Linked DNA regions of Mus musculus: all the other regions are linked to region 2. Evidence: chromatin loops called from intact Hi-C (ENCODE). Cell type or tissue: heart. All regions are shown on one strand. Each heading gives the region's core, and the rest is flanking DNA. Links, peaks and the distances in the headings are about the cores only.

Evidence for each region. Hi-C counts contacts between places; a loop is a spot of excess contacts. Peaks named below come from ENCODE experiments on the same cell type or tissue, not always from the same donor. Only the 100,000 strongest peaks of a DNase experiment are listed, where the experiment ranks them.
Region 1: it touches region 2 in a loop (5-fold over the local background); 3 of 42 quality-filtered maps call a loop at or near these places.
Region 3: it touches region 2 in a loop (3-fold over the local background); 7 of 42 quality-filtered maps call a loop at or near these places.

Annotation. Positions count from the first base shown.
Region 1 is chr4:34,919,292-34,924,109 of GRCm38, reverse strand. It overlaps the pseudogene Gm12361. Among named protein-coding and RNA genes, the nearest start is that of Platr9, 10 kb to the right of the region's middle. In heart, for the core only: a CTCF peak has its summit at 1,703 (motif pointing right); no DNase peak of the experiment used is centred there.
Region 2 is chr4:33,394,887-33,399,704 of GRCm38, reverse strand. The region is part of intron 12 of Rngtt (RNA guanylyltransferase and 5'-phosphatase); the gene reads right to left. Among named protein-coding and RNA genes, the nearest start is that of Mir8118, 41 kb to the left of the region's middle. In heart, for the core only: no CTCF peak of the experiment used is centred there; a DNase peak (open chromatin) is centred at 3,024.
Region 3 is chr4:34,369,209-34,374,026 of GRCm38, reverse strand. It overlaps Gm46882 (a long non-coding RNA gene), which reads left to right and starts at 2,198. Exons shown (of 2, transcript XR_001784527.1): 1 at 2,198-2,697; 2 at 4,476-4,818. In heart, for the core only: a CTCF peak has its summit at 2,142; no DNase peak of the experiment used is centred there.

The DNA.
Region 1 (4,818 bases), core at 719-3,218, 1.5 Mb before region 2:
CCTTGTTCTCTGTTTGCATGCCTGCCACATGTGGATGCATTTGTGCGTGTGTGTGTGTGTGTGTGTGTGTGTGTGTGTGCTTCTTTTTCCTGCCTAGTGATCTAACTATGCTAGCCAAGGAATACTTGTTTTGGGTCAGTTTTATGTGCTGGGTTTGGATCAACTTTCTCTGCCTTTACCAGGAGACCTCTTCTCCCACTGAGTCTTAGGAATTTCCTGCAGGTTTTTGCAAATGTGAAAGAGCTCAAGACAGGGGGTGACCAATCCCCCATATGTAGTTTCCTTCTGACCCAGGAATGGGTATGTTTGTTATGCTTCCCTGTGAGGTCACTGCAGGTCACGTGTTGCTCCCCTTGACACCGCCACAGTTCTGGGTGGGAGGGAACAACTGTTTCTTGTCTTCAGAGTCATTATCATCAGTTGCTCATACAATCCCTAAAGTAAAAGCTTGGAGAGGTCACAGGAGAAGAAGCTGAAAATTTACGAATTTGAGGTGCGTCAGGAAACAAAGGCCAAATGACAATAAATCAATTTTAAATACAACAAAAACCAAGACAAACAAAACAGAAACAAGATACGTTCAAGCCGGGTGTGGTGGCACACGCCTTTAATCCCAGCACTCGGGAGGCAGAGGCAGGTGGATTTCTGAGTTCCGAGGCCAGCCTGGTCTACAGAGTTCCAGGACAGTCAGAGCTATACAGAGAAACCCTGTCTCGAAAAACCAAAAAAAAAAAAAAAAAAGATACCTTCAAAGTTCCAAAGGCAAAGAAGTTCTGAGAACAAGCAAAACAGACCAAAAATGCCTTTAGAGATCTACAAGCAAGCAAGCAAGACCAAATGTCAAGACCAAAATGTGTTCAAACCAGATACTTTAAGCCAAGTGCTTTGAAAGCAGAACAAAAAAAAATTATTTATCTAGGTAGAGTCTTTTTTAAGCAGCTCAGAATAAACAAATAGACAGCTGGTCAAACCAATAGAGGTCTGAATCCCCAAAAAGAACTCAACAGTCTATCTGAAGAAATGACATCAGATGGTCTCAACTCAGTGGGTTTATTCCTAGCTTCCATTCTGGTGATTCTACCAGTGAAAAGTGGATAGTTCCGTAAGTCCCATGTTGCAGAATCAATATTGTCAACACAGAACCAACAGCGCCTACTGTATAACACGTTCCAGACGTTGGCACCAGTGACTCCATGATGGAAGAGCCATTCAGGTTGTAAAACTCAGCATGCTGACGACACCATCTCAGTCAAAACTAAAACAGAGGCCTAATCCATCAACGTCCACAGTTCTGTGAAAGTCTCTAAATGAACTAACCTTGCCTTCTGACTTTGTATTTCCGCTTCTGGCTAACTGTTCTTGTTAACTGAAGGATGTCAACCCAGAACATGGTTTTGTGCTTAATAGCTCCCCCTAAGGAAGGCTTGGGGCTGCACTGGGATCCCAAACGCCCGGTGTAGTCACCTGCTGGCTAATACACACTTTGTGTTGGCTTAAATCCACATCTGATGAGTCTTCTCTAGTAGATAGCCTACAACACTCATCTTAAAAGAGACTAGAATATAGTTTGATCTTGAGCCATTTTGAATGACTGCGGTCTGGGAGCATGAATTCTATGTTCCTACATTCATTTATCTGACAGAGAAGCTCCTAGTTTTTCTTGGCTAGGCACTGAACCAACAATCAGAAACCTAATCTGTAGTTGTTGCGTACAATGAACACAAGGTGGCACAAGCTCCCCTCAGCATGGGAAGGAGGACCATGAAGCACAGAAAGTCCTGTGGTTTCCTTAGTCAAACCCTCATTCATTCTCTCTCTGTCTCTCTCTCTCTCTCTCTCTCTCTCTCTCTCTCTCTCTCTCTCTCTCTCTCTCTGTGTGTGTGTGTGTGTGTGTGTACCTGTTTCCCTAATTTTTTTTTACAATGTATACTTCCTGTAATTTTTAAGCAACCCCTTTACAGAGAAACACTCTGACTCAAAAACAAGAAACAAGGGCTGGAAGGATGGTTCAGCGGTTAAGAGCACTGACTGCTCTTCCAAAGGTCCTGAGTTCAAATCCCAGCAAACACATAGTGGCTCACAACCATCTGTAATGAAATCTGATGACCTCTTCTGGGATGTCTGAAGACAGCTACAGTGTACTTACATATAATAAATAAATCTTTAAAAAAAACTTTAAAAATAAGCAAAAAACAAACAAAAAAAAAGATATTAATGGCAAGTTTTAATCAGCACACTAGATATCTGAAAATGTAGGAAAGTCACTGACCTTGAAGGAAAAGGATGTTACTCAATTATGACTGGTATATTTTCATCCTGGAAGAAGGTACCACAAGCTGTTTTTTAATTGGTTTTATTTGGATTTTACAGAAACCTGTACAGCTACAGTGTACTCATATATACATAAAATAAATAAATCAGAAGGAGGAGGAGGAGGAGGAGAAGGAGAAGGAGAAGGAGAAGGAGAAGGAGAAGGAGAAGGAGAAGGAGAAGGAGAAGGAGAAGGAGAAGGAGAAGGAGAAGGAGAAGGAGAAGGAGAAGGAGAAGGAGAAGGAGAAGGAGAAGAAGAAGAAGAAGAAGAAGAAGAAGAAGAAGAAGAAGAAGAAGAAGAAGAAGAAGAAGAAGAAGAAGAAGAATCAGCCCTGCCATTTATGGAGGCCTAATAAGATGATGTAGGCTACTTCATCCTGTCCGGGAACTCATGTATACAAAATTACTGACACCAACATGCAGCCTAAAATGGCTTTTGTGTGCCTCACTTAAGTTGTACCTGAGAGTGCAACTTAGGACTCTTTGTGGATCAAAAGATGTTTTCCGAGTAGACTGGGGGAGCTCAAGACATTTTACAGCATCCAAGAGCTTCTTCCTTCCCCCAATACAGCATCCCATAGAATCTTCAGAAGACTTTGATAAGGAGGATAATGGCTGTGCACACTGTTTACACACAAAAACTCAACATGTGTGCAGCTGAGAGCTTTTTCTGGAATCCTTAGTCTGTTATCCACCACAGGTGGCAGGGTGGATTCTGGTTATTTTTAGGCAACAGCAAAGGGACTCATACGTGGGTGGGTTCCCCGAAAGTCCCAGGAGCATCACCGTACTAATGATGACATTGGTGCACCAGCAGAACAGTGGGAGTTTTCACTTTAAAATCATCATGAAGCTCAGAACAAAGGCTTCCTGCATCCTGCCTACATCAGACATCAATACCAGAACATCAGAACCAGAAGCATCAGTCTCCCACTCTGAAGGTTGGTCCAGAGAAAAGCTCCCTAGTCCCTTCTAAGCCATGGTCAAACCTCAGAAAGCAGCAAGAGGATTCCCTGAGCAGGCTTGGGAGTCATGGAACAAACTGCAGAAAAGAAAAGAAGAGAAGAGAAGAGAAGAGAAGAGAAGAGAAGAGAAGAGAAGAGAAGAGAAGAGAAGAGAAGAGAAGAGAAGAGAAAACAGAGAGAGGAAGGAAGGAAGGAAGGAAGGAAGGAAGGAAGGAAGGAAGGAAGGAAGGAAGGAAGGAAGGAAGGAATTTGCTTTCTCCAGACCAAGGTCTTTTTATTCAGGACAACCTAACTGAGGAAACATGGTACTCACCCTAGCTGCAGTAATACTGCGGCTCATCCACTCTCCTTCTCTTTTTTGATTGAAATTCTTCAAATTGCTGCGTGTCCTCTCTAACAACCGCACCTCCGTAAATCTCTTCAGATACTCTTTAAGTTTAGTATTCACAACTGAGCTCCACTTGGTGGACTCTACTAGTGCTGCTAAGGGTGTCTTTTTTTTTTTTTTTTCTTTTCATATTTGGTGTTTTCGAGACAGGGTTTCTCTGTATAGCTCTGGCTGTCCTGGAACTCACTCTGCAGACCAGGCTGGCCTCGAACTCAGAAATCCGCCTGCCTCTGCCTCCCAAGTGCTGGGATTAAAGGCGTGCGCCACCACTGCCTGGCACTAAGGGTGTCTATTAAGTTGCCTGGTCACTCTTGCCTTTGTTCCATGAGCTAGATGTCCTGTCAGGAACAGGACATCTAGCTCTCCGTGCATTGGCTTAGAGTCTCGTCAGGTGCACAGCCTGCGGCGCCTGCTCAGGGGCCAATAGGTGGCATGTTTCTTCAGAGTGCTTAGCTTGGCGCGCCCAAAGTCTGCAACTCAGTTTTGATCTTTTCTTCCTTTCCTTTCTCTCTCTCTCTCTCTCTCTCTCTCTCTCTCTCTCTCTCTCTCTCTCTCCTTCCCCCTCCCTTCCTCCCTCCCTCTCCCCCTTCCTCCCTTTCATTCTTTCTTTCCATTTATTTATTTATTTATTTATTCCCTTTACATGCCAATATCAGCCCTCCCCTCCCCCAGGCATTGTACTTCTTAAACACTGTCTGGAGGTCCGATTCAGAACCCGAGCTGGTACAGGGTTCATCATTCTGCACAGCTTCAACTTCCTTGCCAGCATATTCTAGAACATCCTCTTCTAGGGTGTTATCCGGGTGACCTCTATTTTCAAGGCTTCATAACTTCTTGATCGCCCATCTTGTTAACAAACAGTAGCAGATATTCTGGTAACTGCCAACTGGGCAGTGCAAGGAAGAACAGTGGTTCATACAAGCCTGCTATACCATCTCTTGGACACCCCGACTCTCAGGGGGGAATAGCACCAAGATGCCTGTCATGGAGCCGGTCCTCACAGACATAACTGATTCATCTCGTCTAGAACCTTACCTCGGGATCAGAATGGCGTCCCTTACAAACGCGGTATAATCCAAAGAAACTGTGTTTACTGTACTGTTACAAGAAGTTACCACCGTCCATTTGTCAGGAAACAATTTGCATTCCGAATTT
Region 2 (4,818 bases), core at 1,578-4,077:
TAATAAAATTTAAAAAGAACATAATATGCATTATTTCCCCAGGTCTCATGATTAGCAGTAGATAAATTTAAAGTCAAATATATACTGCCTCCATGAGTCAGTAGGCATTTCATTCCATTTATGCCACAACAGACTCACTTAGATGATATACACACTTCATGGTAGCTGGAAATAAATCTCTATTTAGACTTCTGCATAGAGTTTTCTTACTGCCGAAACTGAAATATATTTCTAATTGTCACCTCATCTCTGAAAAGACTATAATAAAAGTTAAATTATTTTTGCTAGTTAAGGCTTTTTGTTAGAAATCTCACAAAATAGGCCATGAGATGACAAAGAAGATATGGTAATAAGTCATAACTTCAGAAAAAAATTAGCTGAAAAATAAGACAGCAAGCCCCTGTGCCCATAATGCCTATGTTTAGCCTTCCTGAATCCAGCACAATCCTGGTCAAATCATGATTTAGTCATGTTTGTCTGTTTGTTCTTATGGTGTTTGCAACAACAACAACAACAAAAAATAATACAACAGAGATAAATTTTAAAAACCTTTTTTCAATCTCCCAAAAAAATAAGGCCAAGATATTACACTAAAAGGGTTAAGACTTTTGAAAATAAATATAACATCTGTTGGGTTTTGTTTTGTTTTTTTGTTTTGTTTTGTTTTGTTTTCCCGAGACAGCGTTTCTCTGTGTAGCCTTGCTGTCCTGGAACTCACTCTGTAGACCAGGCTGGCCTCGAACTCAGAAATCCGCCTGCCTCTGCCTCCCAGGTGTTGAAATTAAAGGCCTGCGCCACCACACTCGGCTAAATATAACATCTGAAACACAAAATTTTTCTGAAGTATAAACAAGCATACATATACTCTAGTGTAAAATAAGTAAATTTTAATTATACTGAATTCACCAGCATGTACTCAGATTACAATTGTTATCAAAGCTCTAGTTAACTCATAAATATGATACCTAGTCTATAAATAAGCCTGATTTTAACAAGTGAGCTGTTTAAAAAAAGAAAAACTGGTCTCAAAGATATGGGCACAGGGAAAAAATTCCTGAATAGAACAGCAATGGCTTGTGCTTTAAGATCGAGGATTGACAAATGGGACCTCAAGAAACTGCAAAGTTTCTGCAAGGCAAAAGACACCGTCAATAAGACAAAAAGACCACCAACAGATTGGGAAAGGATCTTTACCTATCCTAAATCAGATAGGGGACTAATATCCAATATATATAAAGAACTCAAAAGGGTGGACTCCAGAAAATCAAATAGCCCCCTTAAAAGATGGGGTTCAGAGCTGAACAAAGAATTCTCACCCGAGGAATACCGAAAGGCTGAGAAGCACCTGAAAAAATGTTCAACATCCTTAATCATCAAAGAAATGCAAATCAAAACAACCCTGAGATTCCACCTCACACCAGTCAGAATGGCTAAGATCAAAAATTCAGGTGACAGCAGATGCTGGCAAGGATGTGAAGAAAGAGGAATACTCCTCCATTGTTGGTGGGATTGCAAGCTTGTACAACCACTCTGGAAATCAGTCTGGAGGTTCCTCAGAAAATTGGACATAGTACTACCGGAGGATCCCGCAATACCTCTCCTGGGCATATATCCAGAAGATGTCCCAACCGGTAATAAGGACACATGCTCCACTATGTTTATAGCAGTCTTATTTATAATAGCCAGAAGCTGGAAAGAACCCAGATGTCCCTCAACAGAGGAATGGATACAAAAAATGTGGTACATTTACACAATGGAGTACTACTCAGCTATTAAAAAGAATGAATTCACGAAATTCCTAGGCAAATGGTTGGACCTGGAGGGCATCATCCTGAGTAAGGTAACCCAATCACAAAAGAACTCAAATGAAATGTACTCACTGATAAGTGGATATTAACCCAGAAACTTAGTATAGCAAGATATAAGGTACAATATGTAAAACATATGAAACTGAAGAAGAACTAAGACCAAAGTGTGGACACTTTGCTCATTCTTAGAATTGGAAACAATCACCCATGGAAGGAGTTACAGAGACAAAGTTTGGAGCTGAGACAAAAGGATGGTCTATCTAGAGACTGCCATATCCAGGGATCCATCCCATAATTAGCCTCCAAGGGATGACACCATTGCATACACTAGCAAGCCTTTGTTGCAAGGACAGTGATATAGCTGTCCCTTGTGAGACTAGGCCGGGGCCTAGCAAACACAGAAGTGGATGCTCACAGTCAACTATTGGATGGATCACAGGGCCCCTAATGGAGGAGCTAGAGAAAGTATCCAAGGAGCTAAAGAGATCTGCAACCCTATCGGAGGAACAACATTATGAACTAACCAGTACCCCAGAGCGCTTGACTCTAGCTGCATATGTATCAAAAGATGACCTAGTCGGCCATCACTGGAAAGAGAGGCCCATTGGTCAGGCAAACGTTATATGCCCCAGTACAGGGGAATGCCAGGGCCAAAAAATGGGAATGGGGGGGGGGGGGTTGGGATAGCATTGGAAATGTAATTGAAGAAAATACGTAAGAAAAAAAAAGCAAAAAAAAGCAAAAAGCAAAAATGCATTCTAAATAAAGTTGAAATTTCTGATTTAAAAAAAAAAGAAAAACTGAAAAATACTTGTGTTTAGATACAACCCCAATATAACCTGAGATACCTGTGGTCTTTTAAAAAGCAACAATCCAATCAACATAAGTATTAAGAATATTAAAATATGCCTGGTCTACAGAGTGAGTTCCAGGACAGCCAGGGCTATACAGAGAAACCCTGTCTCGAAAAAAACAAAAACAAAACAAAACAAAACAAACAAACAAAAAAACACCCTAAAAAATATGAAAATATGAGGAAATATTTATTTAAACATAGCAGAGTCTCTGTTCAAAGTGCATCTTAGTATGTCCATAAAGCAAAAAATGTACCAAAACTAGACAGAGGGAAAACTTTTAGCAGTAGTTTCAACTAGAGGTGGTCCCTGGAGAGTTGGTAATGCTAGAAAACACTAGAGAGAGCAAGGTGCACTACTGCCATCTAGTGGCACAAGCCAGAGACAGGGCTAAAGACCTACCCAGGACAGCAGGGCCAAAGGAAGTCAGTGACAGTAACAGCAAAGAAAGTCATATCTTTAATTACCCTTTGGCTCTACTAACTTGGTAATGTTAAAGAACTTTAAAGTGAGGGCTTCGTTTCTCACTTGTAAAAATACAGCAATAGCATTTTGCTTGCCTAAAATAGGGTATCTAGACCAAAGTTGTATGTTCCTCTTCAATCTCCAGTTACAAAACTTTGGGAAACACTCTTTCAGGCTTGCCACATGACACTATCTTCCACCTACCCTCTTACCCTTGCTGTTACCTAAAGGTAACAGTGTTTCCGCTAGTTTTCTTCACTCCCTTTAAAAAAACAAAAATAGACTGGTTTTGACCATAAACCACTCTCCTAGAAGACTCTGAATATAGCCATAAAAATTACTCCCAAATCTTCATTTCTAGACCTAGTTACTCAAAGAAACCTAGATGCTCTTTTATGAGTATGACTAGGTCAAGCACCAATCTAACACTGCTCAGGCGGCACCCTAGGGTTTTAGATCTGAAATAGAGTCACTCACTCCCCATCCCATCTTGATCAATAGGAACCTCCTACCCACTCAGGCCCATTTTCTAATAGAGCACTCTTTCTAATAGAGTCTCTGTCACCTCTGCACTCATCCATTATACCCACGAGTTTCCTTCTACTCTGACAGCCCAGCTGCTATCCCTAGAGCCAAAAGACCCTGTCAGCTGTCACTGATGCTCACCGCAGCTGGTTAGCTGGCTGACCAACCAGGACTCAAGCTTCTGGAGCCGACAGTGAGGTCCCTATCCAGTCTCCAGTGCTTCCTCTAGTTTCCTCTTTCCTACAGTCTTTATATGGAATAATAAAGACAACAATCATTTCTAATAGCTATCATTTACTGTATATTTTCCCACTGACCACAGGTGCTAAGTACACGGGTGCTAAATTACAGGATTCCTTGAACATTCTAAAAAATAGATTAATTCATCATAATCTCCTGTCTTCATAGAGCACATACAACAAAGAAAATAAGCTAGACACAGGAAATATTCAAGCCCAGGTATATTATTCCACATTCAAAATGCACACTAACTACTATAGTAAACTGGGTCAATGGAAAAACAGATATTCACATCACATCACACACACATACGGAAAATTTTCAAGACATCGTGAAAATAATTTTCTAGATACAACACTAAAGGAAGAAGCAACAAATATTAACATCCATCACAGTAAGAAAAGTTTGCCCAGCAAACACATTACAGGGTGACCTACCAGAAAGTAGGGAGTTAGTTAAAAACTGTATCTAATAAATTTAATAAAAATTAGTATATAATAAGTATCTAAAAACTGTATCTGAAATTTGGTATTAATAATCAAAATATAGAAAATTGTGAAGTTCAAAAATGAAACATAAAGAACCCAAGCAAACATTTCTCTAAAGAAGCAACTGAGGTGTGAACCTGACATGAGAAGGTGCAGACCAACTGAGCCGTCTCCAATCAGACTGGAAAACAAGACCTCAGTGGGAACTCACCTCAAGTCTACTAGGATGAACACTACCAAACAGACAAAAGAGCGACTATGTTCTTATCAACTGTAGAGGAGGCAGTGAACACCTGCTGAAAAGTGTGCTGCTACAGCACTAGGGGAAACTCCTGGGGAGTCTCTGCCAAACAACCCAACAATTCCACTTCTCAATACATCCAAAGCTAAACAAAGTGGGATTGCTGAGAGAAGCCTGTGCATCCACCCTCTCTGCTG
Region 3 (4,818 bases), core at 719-3,218, 980 kb before region 2:
TTGATACATATGCAGCTAGAGTCAAGAGCTCTGGGGTACTGGTTAGTTCATAATGTTGTTCCACCTATAGGGTTGCAGATCCCTTTAGCTCCTTAGCTGACTGTGAGCATCCACTTCTGTGTTTGCTAGGCCCCGGCATAGTCTCACAAGAGACAGCTACATCTGGGTCCTTTCGATAAAATCTTGCTAGTGTATGCAATGGTGTCAGCGTTTGGAAGCTGATCATGGGATGGATCTCTGGATATGGCAATCACTAGATGGTCCATCCTTTTGTCACACTTCCAAACTTTGTCTCTGTAACTCCTTCCATGGGTGTTTTGTTTCCTATTCTAAGAAGGGGCCATTCCTAGCCAAATGGAGAAAGAATTTCTAAAGGCCTGTTCGAAACTGACACAAACACAAGGGGGCTTCTGTCCCTATCACTGCACCTAATGGGTTCTTCAAGGTCACCTGTAACCTGGGTTTTGCCAGATTTGATGGTCACAGTTGCATCTGCCTCTCACTTGATGTTCTTAGCTGTTTCTTTGGTGGCCTTCTACTTTTCCTTTTGCTCCTGATCGAGTCTGCTCAGTCTCCCTGGCTGGTACTGATACCTTCTTTATTTAATATGCATGTGCCCAATATCAGCTCCTGGCCTATTCATTTCTCCACCCAAATTCTCTCCTTGGATTGACCAATCGTACCCTGAGCTCTTCTAAACGTGAATCACACATCTGGACTTGCCTCTAAACTCCACATTTCTGACAGAAAGAGGCCTGGTCGTGCAGAAATCCCCTCTTGAGAGATTACTTGACATTTCATTTGGAATGGACTCCTAAACTGAACCACACCCAATTGGATCAGAACCCCGTTTCTCCTCAGCTTTCATCCTCCCAACAGGCCTTTCTCCCAGCATCTAATTCTACTAAGTGGTCCTCAGTGGTCCTCTTCCCCACTGCTCAGCCAAAGCCCACCCCCAGCTTGGCTGCAGCATCACTTAGCTCCATTTAACATAAGGCAGAAGTCTGTCCACTTTCTGCAACTTAGCTGCCTTGCTCTTGTCTAACCTCCTGACTTCTCTAGGCTGCAGGTCTACAACCATTTCCAAAAGTGTTCTCTGTTAGCCTCTTGCCCTTGTAGTGGCACTTTCTCTACACATAGTAGCTGGGATAATTTTCATAAATATAAGTCATTCTCTTTGCTAACAACCCCTTACAGTGCCCTTACCCCAGTGAGAACCCCATGACCAATCCTTACATTTTCTAGTACTTTGCTTTCTCTGTGTTTGGACCTCTTGAAGAAGTTAGACATTTTTATGTCTCCTGGTTCTCCTTGCCTAGGTAAAATAAGAGCAAATAATTAAGTCAGGTGTGCTGTCACACAACTTTAATTCTAGCACTTGTGATGGATCTTCAAGAGTTTAAGGCCAGCCTGATCTACTGTATAGGTGAAATCTTCCTGTGCATCCCCCTTACTTTCAATAAGTCTCAAAGCTTACGATCTCGGGGATGATGCTCAGTTGCCCATGGTCTGATAGGCACTACAGAAGAAAGCTATGGGAAGTAGTGTGGATTTGGATAGGAAGAGGCAGAACTGTGGGAGAATAAATAGAAAAGCAAATCACAAAGGGAGGTGGGTGGTTTCACAGCGAGGCATAAAGAACAGTCTTTTTCTTATTTTGTAATTCATATTGTAAAATATTATAAACGGAGCTGTTATAGAAAGAAGAGTAATGAAATGATATTAATTAGCATCATATTAATTATGCTAAATAATCTTTCTGAAAAGATCTAAAAATGGTTTAAAAGGAGCTAATGATGTTATATTAATGGGCAATGTGTCTATAATAAACATTAATTATATGGTATTAAACCAGTCCATAGAGCTTTTGAAAAGTACAACACGCTAATAAAACAGCAGAAACTTAATTGCTACCCTTAAACTTTAGAACTGGAATGACTTAATGATAAGAAGTACTTCAGTAAGGAAAAACATTCACAAAACACTTGGTATGACATAGTGTTTCAGTGTAGGAAAAATACATCTAAAAGTCAATAAAACCAAAAGAATTATTCAGACCTTGTAGCCCAGATAGCACTGTCAAATCCCCTCTTATTTTTCACGTAGCTCATTGTGTGGATTCCAGAGTCTTTTCTAAGTCAGCCACTAGAGAGCAAACTTCTTCCTTTTATCAGGCTGCAGCCTTGCTATTATTATTTTTTTTTTCTTTTAAAAAAACCTCAACCATATACATAGGCAGCTTTCTCAGGACCGCATTATCTGGCTATAAAATCTGATGATATGGCTTCTAGGTGCCTGGGGCTGTGGTGTGGGGAGCGGAAGAGGGGATTTTTAAGGCCATTTGTATTAAAAAAAATGTAAGAAAGAACAAGTAAGATGTGGTTATGTCAAGCCACTTTCCTGGGGTGAAAACGAAGCCTGCTGCTAATGGAGCCCAGAGTCTTATATTTCATCCCATGTATAAAATAAGACAGGCACTGTTGGCTCTGACAGGCATCTTGGGCCTTTTTTTTCTAGTCGAGGTCTCCAGAGAGCTCAAAGAAATGATGCTGTTTCCAGATGAAGTGCGGATGGATTACACTCTGTTACCTCTGCGGCTTTCAGCTCCAGAGGCTCTAGCTAGGAGAGAGAAAGCTGCTACTTTAAGAACATTTGCATCACTGGGCTAACCCTTCGTTGTGGGTGTTTCTTCCACAGGTGAGTATGGTATCCATAACATTACAGTGCAAGCTGCTAAAGATACCTGAGAACAGAAGAGCCCATGGAGGTCTTCATTACCAGGCTCCAGAGTCCATCCCAGCCTGCTTTTTGCCTGAATTGAGAGATAACCAAACAGGTCATATCTTTCCTTTTCTGGTGGCTGTTAAATAGTTGGCTGGAGCGATTCTTTGCTGAACAAAATTATTGTAATCAGATTTTTATCACTGTCGTGATTTTCTTCTAGGGCATTGGAGCGTTACTATCCTAGAATTAACATTACAAAAAGTATCTATGGCAGATTCCAAAACCTTCAAGGGAACACGTCTCTGAAATCCAGTGGCTGTTCTGGTTAGGCTGATACTGTATGTTGAAAGGCATGGGTAAACCTGTCTCTGTGTAAACCATTTGTCTTAGTAAATTCTCTGAGTTTACAAGGCTTAGCCTAACATTTCACACTCCAGGGCATTCATGTGAGAGCTCTCCTGTGGGCCTTGTCTCCTACATCATCATCCATGAGCATAGATGCATGCCCACAGGCCCCAGTACAGTGGTAATACCACTACCTCCCACTACGTGAAGCCTTCTCAAAGGCACGTCGATCCATGAATACTCACTGGGTGAGGTCTTGTGTTTACGGGGAGAAGCTGAAATCCTTACCCACTACAGAAGCACACTGTGCACCTTCTCTAAAGTGCTGTTGGGAGCAGGCAAAAGGACGACTGTTAGCATTCTTAGAGTTTTTGTGTCAAGGGTGACACCTGCATGGGTGGTGGATTCTTCTACTGAGAAATGGACACTTAACCAGGGCTTAGGTGACAAACCTACCCTGGAGCCAAACTGCCACATGTCTAGATGGGCAACTTTGAGCAATTTATTCAACTTCTCAGTACTACCGAATTATAAGATGCAGGGAAATATCACCTTCCTATGTTTCCTTTAGGAAGTTAGACTTGACTGCATGTCCACAGGTATGTAGGGGGTCAGCTAAGTTCTTTACTGCTACACCAAGGTATAACTTTAATTTTTTTTCAAGCCTTATTTTTAATGATAGTTCTTAAATGCTTTAACCTCCCTTCTAGGCCCTCACCCACCAAAGGTAGTAGGAAAGAAAGGATATGGGGGAAGTGGACCTGTTTAGAAATGTTTTTTTGGAGCAACTTCTGTTTGTGTTGTCTGGAAATCGACAATTCAGTTCACAGGTTAGCAGTGGCAGCTTGATCCACTTGCAAATACTTCACGGATACACCAGCAGTCCAGTTCAGTAGAGTCAGGAAAGCAAACAGGAATCAGCAAAGGTGGCACTACCTAGCAGAGACAGCCAGGCCTCAGCCTCCGCACAAGTCAGCAGGAGGGATCAGGAGAGACACCAGGAGCAGCTGTGCCTCTTCCAACGCAGTGAAAATCAGTGAAGACTTGAGACCCACATGCGTAGTACAGCTAGCTCTATAAGCAAGCCTAGATTAGCCTGTCACTGTCCTTTGAGTCCTATTTATACCCTCCCAACATCAAGTGACCTCCACGGGTCTTGCCTCAGCACATGCATCTAAGTTGACATCACTCTGTCCATTAGCTGAAGTCTGAGGAAGCGGCAAGGAACTGCAGCACACCACCAGAATTTTTTTTGGTGTCCTGACAAATGCAGCTCAATTATGCAATGTAAGGCAGACCAACACATGCGTGTTGTTAGCAAAGAATCCTTCATCACATGCCCTTTCATGTGTTTGTTTTAACCTTTGTCTGCTTCAGCTAAACGTTCCTTCATGTGTTTGCTCCAGCAAAACACCATCCAACCAACTTTCCAATGAGCCCTGAAGTTTTCATTTCACCAAGGAGTCTCCAAGGAAGAACCTGGAACTAAACCTGAGGGAGCCTCTGTGGAATAAGAGAGTTACAGAAAATAGCTTTTCCATGGTATGTTATTGCTTGGCCCAGTTTCTTGCGTGCGCCGGACTGGCCAGCAGTAATGACGCTGCAACAGGATCCTTCTGCACACGTTTATTGGGAGAGCTTGATTGCAGAGGCGAAGAGATCCTGAGCCCAGAACTGGTGCTGCTTATATAGGCCTAGGAGAGGCGTGTCTCACACCCGGATTGGTTATGCACTAAGCCTCATTTGCAT